Regions from separate parts of the Mus musculus genome. Here region 2 is linked to region 1. A link is a loop called in an ENCODE intact Hi-C map of the cell type or tissue named here. Cell type or tissue: left cerebral cortex. All regions are shown on one strand. Links, peaks and the distances in the headings refer to the core of each region. The heading gives the core; the rest is flanking DNA. Region 1 holds the start of Tango2 (transport and golgi organization 2). Region 2 holds the start of Comt (catechol-O-methyltransferase).

Region 1 (8,327 bases), core at 157-8,156:
TTTGAAACAGGAGCCCTGGCTGATCTAGAACCAGACAAAATATGGCATTTCTTTTTTAAAAAAAAGGGGACGGGGTGGGCTAGAGAGATGGCTCAGTGGATAAGACTGCTCTTTCAGAGGTCCTGAGTTCAATTCCCAGCAACCACATGGTGGTTCACAACCATCCGTAATGGGATCTGATGCCCTCTTCCGGTGTGTCTGAAGACAGCTACAGTATACTCATATACATAAAATAAATATATCTTTAAAATAATTTATTTATGCATCTGATAGTTAGCTTACATGCATGCCTATGTGTACCATATGCATTCCTGGTGCCTGCAAAGGTCAAAGAGGATGTCAGGTTTCCTGGAAGGCGCTATCTGGTTGCTAGGAGCCAAACCCAGAACCTGTGCAAGAACAAGTGGCACTCGGGAGGCAGAGGCAGGCGGATTTCTGAGTTTGAGGCCAGCCTGGTCTACAAAGTGAGTTCCAGGACAGCCAGGACTATACAGAGAAACCCTGTCTTGAAATAAACAAACAAACAAGAACAAGTGCTTTTAACTATAGAGCCATCTCTAGCTCACAGCTTCTCCAGAGAGGATAGAGGCAAGCACTAAGACACCTTGCCAGTAGACACAAGTGTCAGCAGTATACCATGGGAGTAGTTGCTGGGACATGGAGGCATTTTTTTTTTTAAGTTTGTATACATGACTTTTGAAATCTCAAAGGGGAGCTGGGTGTAGCATGCACACCTGTGATCCTCCAACCTAGGAGGCAGAGACAGGAGGATGGCCAATTCAATGTCAGCCTAGGTGACATAGCAAGACACACACACACAGACACACACACACACAGACACACACACACACAGAATATTAAAGTTGACAGCACCCTGGAGGCCAAGAAATAAGACAGCCAGGAGCTCAAGGCCAGCCTGGGCAACATAGCAAGTTCTAGTCTCATCAAGACTATATTGCCTCAAAGAACAAACAATGAATAGTTGAGGTAAGAGGTGAAAATGGTACAGATTATCTCAAAAAATCAAGTTGGCTTGAGGTGATCTTGTTGTCAGGAGCCCTTTACCAAGCAGGCCCTGTGGTCTGAGTCAACACACGCCAGACTCACAGTTACTACTGTTGTAAGCTGACTGACACATCACCAAAGGACGAACTCTGGCTCTTCCCCACCTAGTGTCAACAACAAACTTGGCTCTGTTTCTAGAACTCCTCCAAGCCTTCCTGTCCTGTTCTTTGTACAGGTGATCGGTCACCCACATCCAGGGAAGGGCTAAGGGGTACCATATATGAGAGCAAGTAGGTGATCAGACTGCATCTAGCTGAGGCAGGGTGGAGACACAGGCCAATGACGTGAAGAGAAGCAAGGGCAGGACCTCCTCCTGGACCAGGGTTAATGCGTTTGCCAGCAAAAAGCAAGTGGCCCAGCACAGTCAGTGCTACGGGTGCCGACGCTTACCAGGATTTTCATATACAGATATTTTTACATTTGTTTGTTTGTTTGTTTGTTTTGAGACAAGTTCTCACTGTGTGGCCCTGACTAAGCTCACAGAGTTCTGCCTGCTTCTGCATCCCAAGTGCTGGGATTAAAGGTGTGAGCCTCCATGCCTGGCCTCATTTACAGGTATTTTATGTTAAGATAACAATACACTTAAGGCCTGAAAAAAATGCATATGATCTTGGGTATGGCCTTATCTCTCTTCCCAGACACAGTTAGAGAACCTCAAACAAAACTGTTGACAGTAAGATATCCTACCTTCCTCTATTCCCAGGGCTGAACTTTTGACTTTGAACCTAGTTAGGAGCCATGAATAAGACAGGACTTTTAAACCTCACTCAATGAGATGCATCAGAGAAGCGGAGAAGCTCCGAGCCCAAGCTCTGAAGTATGTTTTACTTTTTTCTTTTGGGCACCTCTTTTGTGCCTAATCTTCATACTTAAGCCTCTATTTAAATATCTTTAACACAATCTCCAACTCTGCTTCCTAAACTGGCTAGCCTGGAATTCTTTTCATCATCAAAGCCTGGTGTGATCTGAGACTAGGTCCTTAAAACTAGGGGAAATTCTCAGGCTGCTGACTTGACAGCTGGGAGCTGGGCCCCTCTGCCATGTGTCCCCCAAACACTTAAAGTAAAATAAAGACACAAAAGTAAAATGAAAATGTGGGATTGGGGACCATGTGGGGGAACCTGAAGAGATGTGAGCACCACAGCATCTCACATCCCAGCAGCAACACTAGGAATCTGGAGGAGGGGCAGAGGCTCTGTTCTATCTGGGAACAGTCACCCTCTCCAGCAGACCACATGACCCAGGAGGTCTCAGGGAAAGGGGAAGAAGCACGGGCCTGGAAGCCAATCACCCTGGCTTGCAGCAGCCTTGGAAACACATGCCTCCTTGGCTAGAGTTTACTTCACTATGTACAAGGTTGGACTAATGAAACTACCTTAAAAAATTGTCTAGAGGACATGTCTCTCACCTGTCCCTTATAGCTGTCACATCTACCCCATAGAAGATGGCTGAGCTTAGTAGTGGCAAAACGGTAGTCAGCAGGCCCAGACAGCAGACAGGTCTGCTGAGCAAGGCATTTGCAAGGGCATAGGGTGCACTCTAAAGACATGACTTATCGGGCAGAAGGAAACATAGGAAAGATGCTGAGGGTACATGGATGGATCTCAACATCAGGGCCTCCTTGTCCACTGTCCAAGAGGCAAACAAGCAAAACCTCAGCTGCCAATGAGCCTAGAGTGGGGCCAGACCTGGCCTGGATGCAGCCTACACGCAATGTCCTCCCGTTCTGAGCAAGGGTTCACTACGCCAGCCCAGTAAAGCCCATATCAGGCATAAGAATGACCCAGCACTTGCTGTCTACTCTGACATTCTGTGAAGCCCAAGGCCCCATCGGAGGTTTCAGAGTGAGAGGGGCGACATGACTAGGCTCCAGAGTAATTCTTGACACTGGAGACTGCAGCCCTTCACCCTGCAACAACCATGCAGCTCTCTGTCCCGCCAATCTAGCCTCTTACACAGCAAGTCTGCCCCTGCTGCCGAGACCCTTCCCCGCACCCAATCCTGACAGGGATAAATAGAAACATCTTCCAGTACCGTGAGGGTTTTGCTTTCAATTATCAGAGACAGTCTGGTCTGGTCTGTCAGACTAGAGTCCCGAACCAGCAGGCCGTTTAGTTTCCATTTAATGCCTTGGAAAGGGAAAACTGAATTATGACGAGAAGGGGCGGACCGCCTCGTCCTCGACCAACCTGATCCAGACCGCGTTCCAGGAGCCCGGCGCCCGACCTTGGGTCAGCCCCGCCAGGAGCGCAGCCCGCTAGCCCCAGCCACCCGCTGCACACTCACCGCCTCCGCCGCCGCCGACTTCCGGGTGCCGCACCCGCGGGCTTTAGCCTCCAGCCCAGAACCCGCCCGGCCCGCCTCCAGAGCGCTCGCTATTGGGCGCAGCAGCGAAGGGCGGAGCATCGAACCCAGAACCGCGGCCTTGTTGGCCGTATGTGCTGTCGCTTAGAGATATAGCGCTCCGCCCCCGCAGCTGCACCAAGACTGGAGATGCACCAAGGCTGGCGATGCACCAAGGCTGGAGCTGTGTGGGCATCTGGTCCTTTCATGCAGCCACAGCTCCTCAGCCTGTGGGTTATCTCTGTGAGACCCTGCACCCCGCCCGGTTCAGGCGCTGGACCCACCTCCACCCCCTTTAGACAAAGTCCTGGTCTTTATCTCTAGACCATATCATCTGTCCCAGATAGCCCTCCCCTCCCTTTGTCGCCTCCAAGTCTTACTAGACTGCCTGTATCCTTGGCCTCTGACTTCTCATCTATTGTATTCCCTGCACTAAAAAACAACACAGAACACGGACTTCTGCTCCACCGTGCCTTCCATAGTCCTTAAGAAGTCACAGAGGCTGTTCTGTGAGTCCAGACCCCCAAGGATGAGGAATTTACCATGCTTGAGCTATGTTTGGACAATGACTGGGACATTTAGAACAGGGCCAGGACAATCACTGGGGGCTTCCTGTACCTGTTAATATCAGGTTGTGTAAGGGGCTTGAGCATCCATCGCTAAGGTGGAGGGAGCATCAGAGGTCCTCCCCAAAGTGAGTACTCAGTACAAGGATCACAACCACATTAAAGACAATGATACTGTACTACAGACTCTCAACCCAGTTGACTTGATACCCAGTTCTCATTCACTCCACTTGAGAGATGTAAATATAATTGCTCAGAGCAGTTAAGCTATTCACTTGAAGTAAAATAAAGGGCTAGCAAGATAGCTGCCTGGGTATAGATGCTCGCTGTCAAACCTGGCCACCTGTGTTCCATCCTTGGGATCCACATGGTGGAAGGAGAGATCTGTGTCCTTTATGTTGTTCTCTGATCACCACATGTGCATTGTGGTATATACTCACAAAATAAAATGTAATTGATTTAAAAAAAAAATGCCGGGCTGGTGAGATGGCTCAGTTGGTAAGAGCACCCGACTGCTCTTCCAAAGGTCCGAAGTTCAAATCCCAGCAACTACATGGTGGCTCACAACCATCCGTAATGAGATCTGACTTCTGGAGTGTTTGAAGGCAGCTACAGTGTACTTACATATAATAAAAAAAAAATAAATAAATCTAAAAAAAAAAAAAAAAAAAAATGCCAAGTGGCATTAGCTGCCTGGACGATCTAGGTGCCATGGTCCCAAACTTCAATGCTGATGTTTTGCAGAAAACTGGAACTCAGAGAGGCGAAAGCAAGGCTGTAGCCAGACCCAGTCACAGCTCTGCCCTCTCTCACACAGCCTCACCAGCATTCCTCCTGAGAACTAAAGGAAATCATTTGCAAACATGACCAGACTCCGGAGACTATGACTCCTGGCCAGCAGGTGGCAGACCTAGCTAGGCACTTCCATTCTTCCTCCAGCTTAGCACAGTCACCCTGTGCTCCTGCCAGCTGTCTCCATCTGAGCTGCCAGATCACTTGGTCTACAGGACTAAGAGGTAGTCATGGACAAGCAGGACACGGGCTTGAGGCTAAAAGAGCATGGTCTGGGATATAGCAGATACACAGTAGCTTGTCCCCAAAGCACCAAGCCATGAATTCAGAGTGGGACAATGGCTGGATATGCTTTCTCATCAATCCTATCCATAAAGAGAGATGTAAGAACATGTTGAACAGTGGTTCGAATCCCATCACAGGCAGCAGGTGGCCCTTTGGGGGCGGGGGGGATTTGAACCTCTGCCCCAATTTTTTCCTTAATTATTTATTAACTTTACATCCTGATAGCAGCTCCCCTCCTTCCTCTCCTCCCAGTCCCAAATCCAACCCCCTATTACACCCTCCCCTCCTCCTCATAGAAGGGGGAGCCCCCCTTGGGTACCACCCCACCCTGGGACATCTAATCCCAGCACACCCTCTCCCTCTGAGGCCCAACTAGGCAGTCCAAATTAGGGGAAGGGGATCCAATTCCTGCCCCTATTTTTTTTTTTTTAATAGTTATGCACTCTGACATTCTCTCCCATTTGAGTCTGGCTCATTGTTCATTCCTCGAATGGGAGCTCACCACTTTTTGTAAACACCTTTTTAGGATTTAAGTGCCAACTAGTTAGGAAGTTCTTCCTGACAAACACTTCCTCTCTGTGGCTTTCCCCAGCACTATCCCTACAGAAATGGCCAGCAGCTGGATGGATAAGGAGGATGGGGGGGGGGGAGTGGGGGGGGGAGTGGGGGGGGGGGAGACAGACAGAGCAAGAAACACACACACAGTGAGAGAGAGAGAGACAGAGACAGAGAGAAAGACAGAGAGACAAACAGAGAGACAGAGAGGCAGAGAGAAGGGGGGAGATATTCATTATTGGCCCTGGTAAGGAGACTGTAAGATAGCAGCCCTGAAACCTATCTGAGCTGTCTCTATCCACCCTGATTTCCTCTATGCAGCTGATGATCAGGCTCTAAAGCAGCCAGGTCTCTAAAAGGGGACATTCCTACACTGGGAGGCTATGTCTCCCTTTTGCCCTCTTCTAGCAGAGAAAAACCTGTTCAGCCTCTGTCCCATCAGCAAGTATGGGGAAGTGGTATGATCCAGAGCTATGGGGTCTTCAAGAGAGGTGCTCCAGGATGAGTACGGGCCAGGGTAGAGCTGGATTGACTAAATCCACTTCTAACTGAGGAAAGAGAGTCCCCACCACACAGCAACTTAACCAGAAAGACAGCTGTAGTTAGTAGAGAGCTGTAGTTACAGCTTTACCTAGAGAGAGCTACCTTCTTGGAAGACTCTGCTTTCTTAGAGTTGCTCACTCTGCCTTGCCAGAGCTGCAACAATATCTCAATACCAGGATGCCAAATGGTGTTCATTTCAAGTAGCAATACCAACGGATTAGTAGCAACTGCCTTGACTCTGAAAAGCTCCTGGTATCAATTTGTATTGTAGGCGACCCAGAAGTGAGCTCCTGCTCCAGGCATTTACTTTCTTTGTCTTCACCAAGCAACCCTTATTGGGTGAGCACACTGGACTCAGCATAGGTGGGTGAAATATGACCATCTGGGTAGACCCCCTACACACACAAACGCACACACACACACACACCCTGGCCTCCATTAGCACTATCTGTAAGGGGCCTTGGGAAACACCGACAGCCCAGAAGAGTTGCTCATTTCCAGTGCACTCAGGATAAGAGGCTTCTGAGCAAGCACAGGCCAGATTCATTTCCACAGTCTGCACTTCCATCTCCTGTTTATGTTACAGCATCCCCCGTGGGTCCCCTCCACTGCCTTATGTCACTGCAGAGATGTGTTTGGTGTGCTTTACCTAGTAGGGAAATATGTGTTTATCTTTTCAGGCAGTGGATAAAGCTCCTTGATATTTCTCCAAGACTCAAAGCAGGGCAGAGGAAATCGGGACACCAGGGTGTAGTGGGGAAGAGATAAACACATAATTCCCCTTTCCCGGGAAGAGGACGCTTTTCATTGCCCCGGGGAAAGAGCAGTCTCATGCAGCTGTAGGGAGTGCCCAAAGGCTCTGTAAATACAGGCTTCATAGAAGAAAAAAAGCTCTAGTTTTTCTAGAGTCTGCTTTTGCCCTCAAAATCACTGCAACCATCCCCACTTTGTACCAGCCTAGCTGACCTTGTTCGTCCTTGCTGCAGGGGTTATGGGGACAGTGAGAGAGCCCCCAAGGCTGGAAGTCCAACGACTGGGTTCACGCCCTGGTTGCCTAAAGCCTCAATTTTCTATCTGTAAAATGGGATTTATCTTTACACTTGCGGAGTGTAAGATAAATACCATTCTATGCCAATAGAAAGGAATCGACGCTCAATGTCCGGTTAACAGCAGGATACCTGGGAACTTGGGGTGGAGATGGAGACAACGCTGCTGGAATCCGGGAGTGACCGCCTGCCCTGCAAGTTCCAGCTCAGGGCCTACTATCCCCAGAACTCCTCTGAAGATGGCCGGGAGGGGGCAACTCCGAGCCTCCTGCAGCTGCTGCAGCCACAGCATTCCGGGCAGGTGTCAGGGCCTGCTCTGCTAGGGGGCCGACCTGGGCTAAGACTGACAATACCAGGAACCCAACAGCAAGCCGCAATCTCTGCACATCCATCCAATCGGTGCGGGTTGCGGGGCGCGTCTCTCTACCAATGGGAAAATTCGCAGTTGGATGGGGCGGGGCGGAGGCCTCGTCTCCGGCCAGGTCCGCTTTGCGCACGGGCAGCGGGAGGGGTAGGAGGGCTAGCCTGCTTGCTGGCTGCTCCAGTAGGGGAGGAGGAGTGTTCCCCCCCTCACCTCCTCACAAGCACAAGTTGTGGCCCCGGGAGCCACTTTCGGTGCTGGGCGCTGGAGAGGCCGCTCCCCGCGCACCGGGGGACCTGGGGACGCCTGTCTTGGGGGCGGAGGCCGCGCTGCGGAGCCGCCCACGCCGCGCGCCAGGTGAGCTCGGCCGGGTGGGCGGGGTCCGGCTGTGGGCCTGGGGCTGGACACTCGGGCCCCGGCCAGGATTAGGGGTAGGTCCTGGGGGAGCGAGCTGGTATAGTGTCTAGACTGAGATGCGGACTAAGATAGGGACAGGGTCCTGGGCTCGGACTTTAGGTCTGGGTGGGGCTCGGAAGCTGGTTCTTCTGCTCACCCGCGCTCTAGCACACGACGGGTCCCCAGAGACCCGGGTGGTTGGGGGCGGGTCCCTTTGTGCATGACCTCAGGGCTCTGTCCAACCTGGCTACGGCGCCGGCTTCAGCCTCCGGGCTGTTCAGCCTCCGGGATGAACTGGACCCAGCTCCCACAGCTTTGCCCTCCGCGAGCCACTGCAGAGCCTGCAAGCAGGGACCCGACGGCTATGGAAACTTT
Region 2 (8,327 bases), core at 19-8,018, 81 kb after region 1:
AAACTTCCCAAGTACTTCCTTTCATGGTAGCAGTTATTTACAGAGCTGCAGTTGGGTCTGTTCTCTTCCAGCAGGAAACAATTGGAAACTTCAGGCAGCCTGTTGACTGGAATGTCCTGTTGGAGACCCATCACCCAGAATCAGAGAGCTTCAAGGAACTAAGTTTGAGTTTATTGAGCTAATGTTTACAAAGCCCTCTTGAAAACTTTGCTGGCCAGGTATGGTAGCATCTGTCATCCTACCATTCTGGAAGCAGAGGCAGGAGAATTTCAGCAAGTTCACAAGCCTGGTCTACACAGCTCTAAGTTATCAAGGTACATGGAGAGACCCGGACTCAAAACAAAACAACCTCCATGTTGTCCCTTAAAACAAACAAACAAAAACCAAAATGCAAAGGCAGGGTGGTGTTACATGCCTTTAATCCCAGCACTGGAAGGCATCGACGGATCTCTGCATTGGAGGCCAGCCTGATCTACAGAGTGAGTTCCAGGGCAGCCAAGGCTACATAGAGAAACTCTGTCTAGAACAATCAAAATAACAACAAATAAATAAATACAACAAAAAGCATTCTGCTTTCTTAGAAATGGCCTGCCTATTCATACCAGTAAAGCATGGGCCTCAGAGGTCCATAAGGAATTTTAAAAGACCTCTGAAGGCTCAGAAGCATCCAAGAATATGCCATCATCCCTCCATGCGGGCATCCTCTATAAATCTGGGTGTACCTTGCTCTCACCAAGGTCAAGGCATCCTAACGTTCCTGAGGCTGCCTTAAACTCAAGGATTTGACTGCTTTTGCTTCCTGAATGCTGGAAATAAAAGTATGTCCAGCTACAATTCTTTTTTATTTTGATTTATATGTCTGTGTGACTATTTGTGTGTGAGTGTTCATGGAGACCAGAGGAGGGTGTCCAATCTCCTCGAGCTGGAGTTACAGAGTCACGAGTCCCTTGAAATAGGTCCTAACAAACAGACCTCTAAAAGCAGTATTTGCTCTTAACCCTAATGCATCTCTCTAGGACCTAAATTTTGTTTGTGGTTTTGTTTTGTTTTGTTTTGTTTTTTTGAGACAGGGTTTCTCTGTGTATTTCTGGCTGTTCTGGAACTTACTCTGGCCAGTCTGGCCTTGAACTCAGAGATCTGCCTGCCTTTGACTCCCGAGTCCTGGGATCAAAGGAACATGTCACCCGCGCTGGGCTTAGAATCTTTTTCTTTTTCTCTTTCTTTCTTTCTTTCTTTCTTTCTTTCTTTCTTTCTTTCTTTCTTTTTCTTTCTTTCTTCCTTTCTTTCCTTTTGTTTTTTTTGTTTTGTTTTGTTTTGTTTTGTTTTGTTTTGTTTTGTTTTTTGAGACAGGGATTCTCTGTGTAGTCCTGGCTGTCCTGGAACTCACTCTGTAGACCAGGATGGCCTCAAACTCAGAAATCCGCCTGCCTCTGCCTCCCAAGTGCTGGGATTAAAGGCGTGCGCCATCACGCCTGGCAGAATCTTTTTTAAACAGGAATAATCTTGGGCTGTGCTCAGGAGCTCAGAGGTTAGTATACCCCAGGGTACAATCACAGCACTGTACAAAAAGTCAAAATGCTGTTTTATGTTTATCAGAAAGGGATGTAACTTTCTGTGTTTCAACAGAGAAGTACGGTAGCTCATTAGATTCTTGGTTTCCTTTTTCTTCTCCTTCCTCTTCTATTAAGACAGGGTCTCATGTATCCCTGGCTGGGCTTAGACTTGCTATGTAGCCAAGACTGGCCTTAAACTCCTGATCCTGCGGTTTCTACCTCCCAGACGCTGAGAACTCAAGCATGACGTTGCTCCTCCTCGTGCCCCGATTTCAGATTCTGATCTTCTTCACTATCTTTGAGGATTTATGACTTACCTGTTTCATCCTGTTTTCTTACATGCTTTGTTGATTTTGGAGGTGGGGGGGTGAGGGATAAGGTTTCATGCAGCCCACACTACTCTCAAACTTGCTCTGGAGAAGAGGTTGACATTGAATTTATCATACTCTTGCTTTAGTTTTTGGGTGCTGGAAATACAGACATATGCCACTATGCCTAGTTTAATGAAGTGCTAGTGATAGAGCCCAGGACCTCATGCATACCAAGCAAGCACTCTACCAACGAAGCTACATTCCCCAGCCTTTGTTCTTTCCTTCTGAAGTCAGAAAAACTCAAGAGGAAAAGGGGAAAAAGTCCCTTATTCCAGGGTCAGTTTGTGTTGGCTAAAAGTCAAGAAACTTCAATACAGCTGGTAAAGCTAAAACTGCCTAGAGAAAGAATAGTGTTTTCCTAATGCATTCAAATGATGGTAAAACAGCTGGGGCTGGAAAGATCACCCAGGTCTGATCCCCAAACCCACTTAAAGCCAAACATGGTAATACATGTTTGTAATCCCAGTGCTATGAGATGAGAGGTAGAGAAAGAAAAACCCCAGGAGCTTGAGGGCCAGCTACCACAGCATAAGGAGAAGTAAACAAGAGAAAAGAGCCTGCTCCAAGCAACGAGGAGGCGAGAAAAGACATCCACAGTAGTCCTCTGGTCTCCACATGTGCATCATGGTAGGCGCTCGCCCATACTCACACACACAAACACAGATAGAGCCAGGCACGGTAGCTTAGGAACATCATCCCAACATGGGAGAGGCTGATGGGGGTTTTAGACAATCTTCAAAAAGTGAAAGCAACAATAAAACTTGTACTTACTTATGGGCCAGAATGTCTGTAACTTTGAGTTTCACTGTGGTAGGACTCTCTCATCCCCTAATAAAAATATGGACATCAGAAGGCCATCTTACATCTTCATTTGCAAGGAGAAAACAGTGCTGATGTTTTTAGTTTTTTTTCTCTGTCTCCAAAGGCAGGGTCTGTAACCCAGGCAGGCCTGAAAATCACTATGTAGCACACTGACCTAAAATCCATGCTTCTCTCGCTTCTGCCTGAGGGCTGGGACCACAGGTGCGTGCTGACACACTGCTTCATCTTTTAAGCTGCGTGTAAATATATCCACATGCTACATCTGGCTTTAATATCTGCCCACAACTCTCCAAACTGTTCACAATTCTTCTCCTTCCTAATTTCTTGACCTTTGGAACAAAAGCCTGATGGTTTTGGGTCCTGCTGGGAACAGTGCTTGATGCGGCTATCCTATCCCACTACGATCTGGGAAAGCTTGAGGGAGAATCTGACAGAAATGTCAGATTTCAACACACCAAATACTCTGGGGACAGCTTTCTGCCTCGGTTACAAGGGCCACGAGGGAAAGTCCTCTACTGGGTGCACACACTGCTCCAGGAAATGATCACGCCTGAAACCGTGTGCTCACACACTTCTGCCTCCTACACTCAGAGGACAACTTGGTAAAGCCTCCAGGCTGCTCCTCATCAACCATCTAAAGACACTCGCACCTGGCATCTAGAAATGTGCAAAGACTGATTTGTTGCCGGTCGGTGGTGGCTCACACCTTTGATCCCAGCACTTGGGAGGCAGGCAGATTTCTGAGTTCAAGGTCAGCCCGGTCTACAAAGTGAGTTCTAAGAAGCCAGGGCTACACAGAGAAACCCTGTCCCGAAAAACCAAAAAAAAAAAAAAAAAAAAAAAAAAAAAGACTGATTTGTGGCTAACACCAACTTTTCTATTGTCTTCTTAAGAATGACCCTCACATGGAACAGAAAATGGACTTCTGTTCAATAGGAAGGACGTCTCCCTTCCTGGAAAAGGATCCTCTACTGGGTGCACACACTGGAGGCTTAGCCACATTTAGCCAAGCTCCTTTTAAAAATATAAACTTTAGCTTCATCTCTGACAGCTCACGGGTGCATCCCTAGAGCAACTTTAGACCCCAAAGTGTCTGCAGCTCTGTAGCTTCTGTGGGATCATGGGAATTAGCCCAGCAGCAAAGCCACGAAGAGCCTGTATAAAGCACCCTTCCCTTCTCTTCCCTTCCCTTCATGGATTCTGTGCTCCTTTGTTCCCCAGAAGACACCCACTTGTCACCTCTGCTCAAATGGAGATGACTCAGCCGGTCCCCTACAGCTCCTAGGTAAAATCTGTCCCAATTATTAGGGCGATGCTGTTTCTCTGTGACAAGATGTCCTCTAGGGCCCTACCCCACCACAAGCTCCCACAAGTCGTGGCAGCTCCCACTGTTCTCCCAAGGCTTGGAGGGCCAGCAAGGACCCCAAAAGTCCCTGGCTGGAAGACTTTCTCTTTTTAGCACACACCCAAAGCCTGCCGTAGTGCTCCTGCCCTAGTGCTCCTGAGCTCCAAGGGGTCCCTTTGGGAGTGGGGGGGTGGGGGTGGGTAGCACTTCTTTTGCAAGGAGTGACCCGGGGGCACCCTAAGGCCTCTCTCAAGAACCCCTGTTCAACAGCTTCCAACTCTACTGACCATCCCTGAGCCCTGTAACTTTGACCCTAAGGTTTGCATCCCAATCCAACAACTAAGTAAGTCGGACCCTCTTATAATGGGCCAGGCCCTGGATGTGCTACATTCTATCCAGGTTAAGCCCAACTCCACAGCCCCACCGAAGGACATATCTTCCACCACAGCACTGATACTCAAGTTCGGTCACCTGCCTCCCTTCAGCGACCCCCCAGCCAAGATCAGACCCCCTTCACATGTGTCCCCATTCCCCAGCGCCGGCTTGCGCTCTCCTAGGTCAGAACCAGTTCCCACGTACGGGCCCTTCACCCTAGTCCCAGTTCGGTGCATGCAGATTCTGATCCCGAGTCCGAGCTCCGGGCGGGCACCACTCACCTCGTCAAGGCCGCGCACAGGTCTGACCCCGAGGCGCGGACGCTCAGGCAGTGCGAAGGGCAGCCCTGACCGCCTGAGGTCCCCGGACCATGGCGGCGATGGTGGCGGCGATGGTGGCGGCGCTGCGTGGACCCAGCAGGCGCTTCCGGCCGCGGACACGGGCTCTGACACGCGGGACAAGGGGCGCGGCGAGTGCAGCGGGAGGTAGGGTGGGGTCGTGGGCGGTGCACGCGGAGAGGGTGCCTGTGCGAGTGTCCACAGGGGGTCGCGGTGGCGGGGCTGTCCTGGAACGTGTCCGCGTGGGCGTGCCCACACAGGCCAGGGTTCTGATTAGGAGGGGACCTGCTTCTAGCAGGGCTGCTTTTTCCCCAGGTGTCTAAAACGTTGGCGGTGCCTTGCCTGAGGCCCTCCTGTGGTGGCAGCAAGCCCAGTCTTCTGGGATTTGTGTCCCCAATATTAATCGTAGCCCTGATGTCAGGGCTGTGATGGGATGATGTCAAGGGCTCTGATGGTCACAGGTACCCCATTGGCACACAACTTCCTAGGTGCAGCAACTCTTTTTATTGTTCTAGTTTTTTCTTTTTGTTTTTGTCCGTAATCCCACCCCCATGTAGCCAAGCTGGCCACAGACTGCTTAGGTAGTTGCCACCGACCGTGGCCTTCTGGGGTTACAGTCATGAACTACCTTGGTTTGTTGTTTTGGGCTTGATTTTGATTTTTTGAGTGATGGTCAGTTGGCAGTGCAGCTAGAGTTAGCCTTGAGGTGTTGGCCCTTCCTTCCTCAGCTTCCAAATGCACCTTCATGACCTGCCTAGTGTTTGGGGAGTGAGAAGACACTAGAAAGTTTGTGGAACCAAGCCCCAGTGCTTGTCAGGGCTCTTGAGAAGGGGAAGAAACAACTTGTTTGCACCAGGAAGCGTTATTGCTGAAATCAGGATAGTAATTAATTTCAAAGGGGGAAACTGGGTACCTCTCAACATGGGTCCACTACCCCCAATAGGCCAAGTTCCCCCAGAGTTTCCCAGTGGTATGATCAGTTTCATGAGTGGTCTCCATTATGTCTTTTCATGGTGACCACCCTTAATACTGCCCCCTGAATGTGAGTGACAGAACTCAATTCTGTCCACAGGGAGCGAGCATAGAGGGAGAGGAGCAAGGGCAGGCCAGGGTTCTTCACAGAGGCAGTGCTATGAAAGGTACAATGGCTGGCCCTTGGTCTACAGGGCCAAGGCAGGTAGACCGACTGCAAGTGGAAGTTGGCAGAGGCCTTGTGGCTCAGTGGCAGAAGCTAACCTGGGAGAGTACCAGGAAGCAGTCACTACATGTGAGGTGGGAACCTAGGGGACAGACCTCAGGGATTGACGGGTGCTCTTTCAGTAGCTTTGCTAACTCCCAGGTCTCTGGCTCTTCAGGGTCTCCTAGTGCTGTATATTAGGTGGAGGTAGTTTTAGTGATTTATGTGGAGGTTAAAAAAAAAAAAACAATCGGGGGGTTCGGAATAAAAAAAAAAAAAACCCAAGTCAGTCAAAGTACCTGTGCCATTGGTACCGTCACTCTGTGTCATTGGTACCGTCACCCTACATAATAACAGTAAAATGTCTGTAAAGGAGGGACAAGAGCGACTCCGCACTCACTGCTCTTCCAGAGGCTCCAAGTTCAGTTCCCAGCACCCACATGATGACTCCATTCCGAGGGGGACCCCGTGCCCTCATCTGCCCTCTGGCACTGCCCTCTGGCACAGCCCTCTGGCACTGCCCTCTGGCACTGTGTGCCCACAGTGCAGACATAAGTGCAAATGAACACTCAGGCACATAAAATAAATAAAAGCCAAAGAGTATGTTGAAATCTGTAGACAGGAGCTTCACTGAGCTCACAAGTCTAGGGCCCTTCAAGCTGCTAGGAAGCCCTTGTGGCTTTGGGATTTGTTTCCCACTGGGCAGAGTCCTCCACTACTGACTGGAGGACTCGTGTCTCACACCCCAAGGGTTCAGGACTTTGCTTTGGTGAGGATGTTGTGAGGTCTAGGGAAGATGCCACCCGCCATATGACTCCAGAGTTCACTTGTGAGTCCAGGTCAGCTCTGCCGTCTGTCCTTTTGAAGCAGGAATACCCATGTTTTCCAGCTGAGGGGTGGGAGAGGGTGTTGTATCATCCAAACTGGAGCTAGGATAAGAAGGCTGTTGGCCTCTCTGGCAGGCAGGTACACATTAGGAGACCATCTTCCTTTATCAGAGCAGCCAGGCCCTTTATTTAGACCTTGTCATGTCGATTAGATTCCTACTGCCCTGTTCCAGACGATAGAAAGAAACTGAAACAGGAGCACGGTGAGTCCTGAGGCAGAGTTGAAACAGAGACATGTTCTGGAGATGAGCTGTGGGCAGAAGGACAGGCCTAAGCACAGTGAGTGAAGGCTGGGATGTGAGGGCCCCAGTAGGCTTCTCGCATCCTTCTTCATACTGACCCTTGAAACTCTCACTGTGGCCGCCTTCTAAGTTTTTATCAGAGAGGAGGCTCCTGGGTGTGCACTGTGGGAAAGCAAGTGGCCTGCGATAAGCCAGCCCTGCCAGTCATTTGGTAGCAAACAGACAGAGGGTACAGTATAGGGCCTCAGAGCAGGATGACCCAATAGGAGCCCCACTCGGGCAACAGACAGGACAGGCATCAGCAATGGAAGGTAGGATCCTTCTTCAGGGTAAAGACAGGATCTCCCACCTCTGGCATACAAAGCACACAAAGCCTGCCAAACTGGTCCTCACGCCAACTTGCCTCCTTTCTTTTTTAGGAGCACATCAAAGCCATTAAATAATTTGTAACTGTTCAGGCCTTCTCGGGACTTGAATCTGGGGTAGATTCAGCTGTGGAGCTGCAAACCCGTGACTTTCATCTATGTGTTCCTGTGGTGGGGTGCAGGCCAGTGACCTTGAAGGGTATGGGAGTCCAGGGTTTTCTCTGCAGCCTTGCCTACTTAAGGTGTGGCCATTTAAAAGTATTATGTTTATATTTGGCTCGTGTATTTATTTAGTGTGTTCATGGGTGTGGGTGCATACATGCATGGTCCTGGCACACATGTGGAGGTCAGAGAACAACCCTGAGACTCTTGACTGTGTGGGAGGGACTACATATATATATACTCTTTGTTGCTATAGTGAAGAGTCACCTTTACCACGGAAAAGCATGTAGATTAAATGAAAATGTTCTTGTTCTGTCTGGCTGAGGACATTGAGTGAAGTCTTGGGTTCTGAGACTCTTTTTGGGAGTTGGGGAGGGGTTTTTTGCAAAGATGGACATACGCCCTAGCAGTAAGTCTCGGCACTCTCTGTTGTCTTATTTGTGCGGACAGTGTGGTCACCCCTGAGTGCTTTGTACCACACAGAACTGAGGGTACGAGAGCAAGGTCAGGTGTGGGTCTGGTGCTGGGTCTGGTGCCTTCTTATCTCTCCTCCCTTCCTCACCAGGGCAGCAGAGCTTTGATCTCTTGGTGATCGGTGGGGGATCCGGTGGCCTAGCTTGTGCCAAGGAAGGTATGTAGCTTGTATTTTGTGTCTCTTCTGGTGTGCTGGGACTTCGAAGCCTTGGGGTC

What was found. A loop is a pair of places that touch in the nucleus more often than their neighbours do. Peaks named below come from ENCODE experiments on the same cell type or tissue, not always from the same donor. Only the 100,000 strongest peaks of a DNase experiment are listed, where the experiment ranks them.
Region 2: it touches region 1 in a loop (6-fold over the local background); 12 of 42 quality-filtered maps call a loop at or near these places.

The regions. Positions count from the first base shown.
Region 1 is chr16:18,340,544-18,348,870 of GRCm38, forward strand. It overlaps Tango2 (transport and golgi organization 2), which reads right to left and starts at 3,367. Exons shown (of 9, transcript NM_001359109.1): 1 at 3,255-3,367. It overlaps Arvcf (armadillo repeat gene deleted in velocardiofacial syndrome), which reads left to right and starts at 7,639. Exons shown (of 18, transcript NM_001272029.1): 1 at 7,639-7,913. In left cerebral cortex, for the core only: CTCF peaks have their summits at 4,873 (motif pointing right) and 7,440 (motif pointing right); DNase peaks (open chromatin) are centred at 2,368, 2,887, 3,489, 4,884 and 2 more places; H3K4me3 peaks cover 4,411 bases; H3K27ac peaks cover 4,319 bases.
Region 2 is chr16:18,421,609-18,429,935 of GRCm38, forward strand. Comt (catechol-O-methyltransferase) reads right to left here and starts at 5,108. Exons shown (of 6, transcript NM_001111062.1): 1 at 4,748-5,108; 2 at 2,696-2,752. Txnrd2 (thioredoxin reductase 2) reads left to right here and starts at 4,809. Exons shown (of 18, transcript NM_013711.3): 1 at 4,809-4,951; 2 at 8,203-8,268. The coding sequence starts at 4,837. It overlaps Gm15764 (a long non-coding RNA gene), which reads left to right. Exons shown (of 3, transcript XR_875942.3): 3 at 72-2,773. In left cerebral cortex, for the core only: a CTCF peak has its summit at 5,010; DNase peaks (open chromatin) are centred at 3,339, 3,961, 4,541 and 4,986; H3K4me3 peaks cover 2,977 bases; H3K27ac peaks cover 3,539 bases.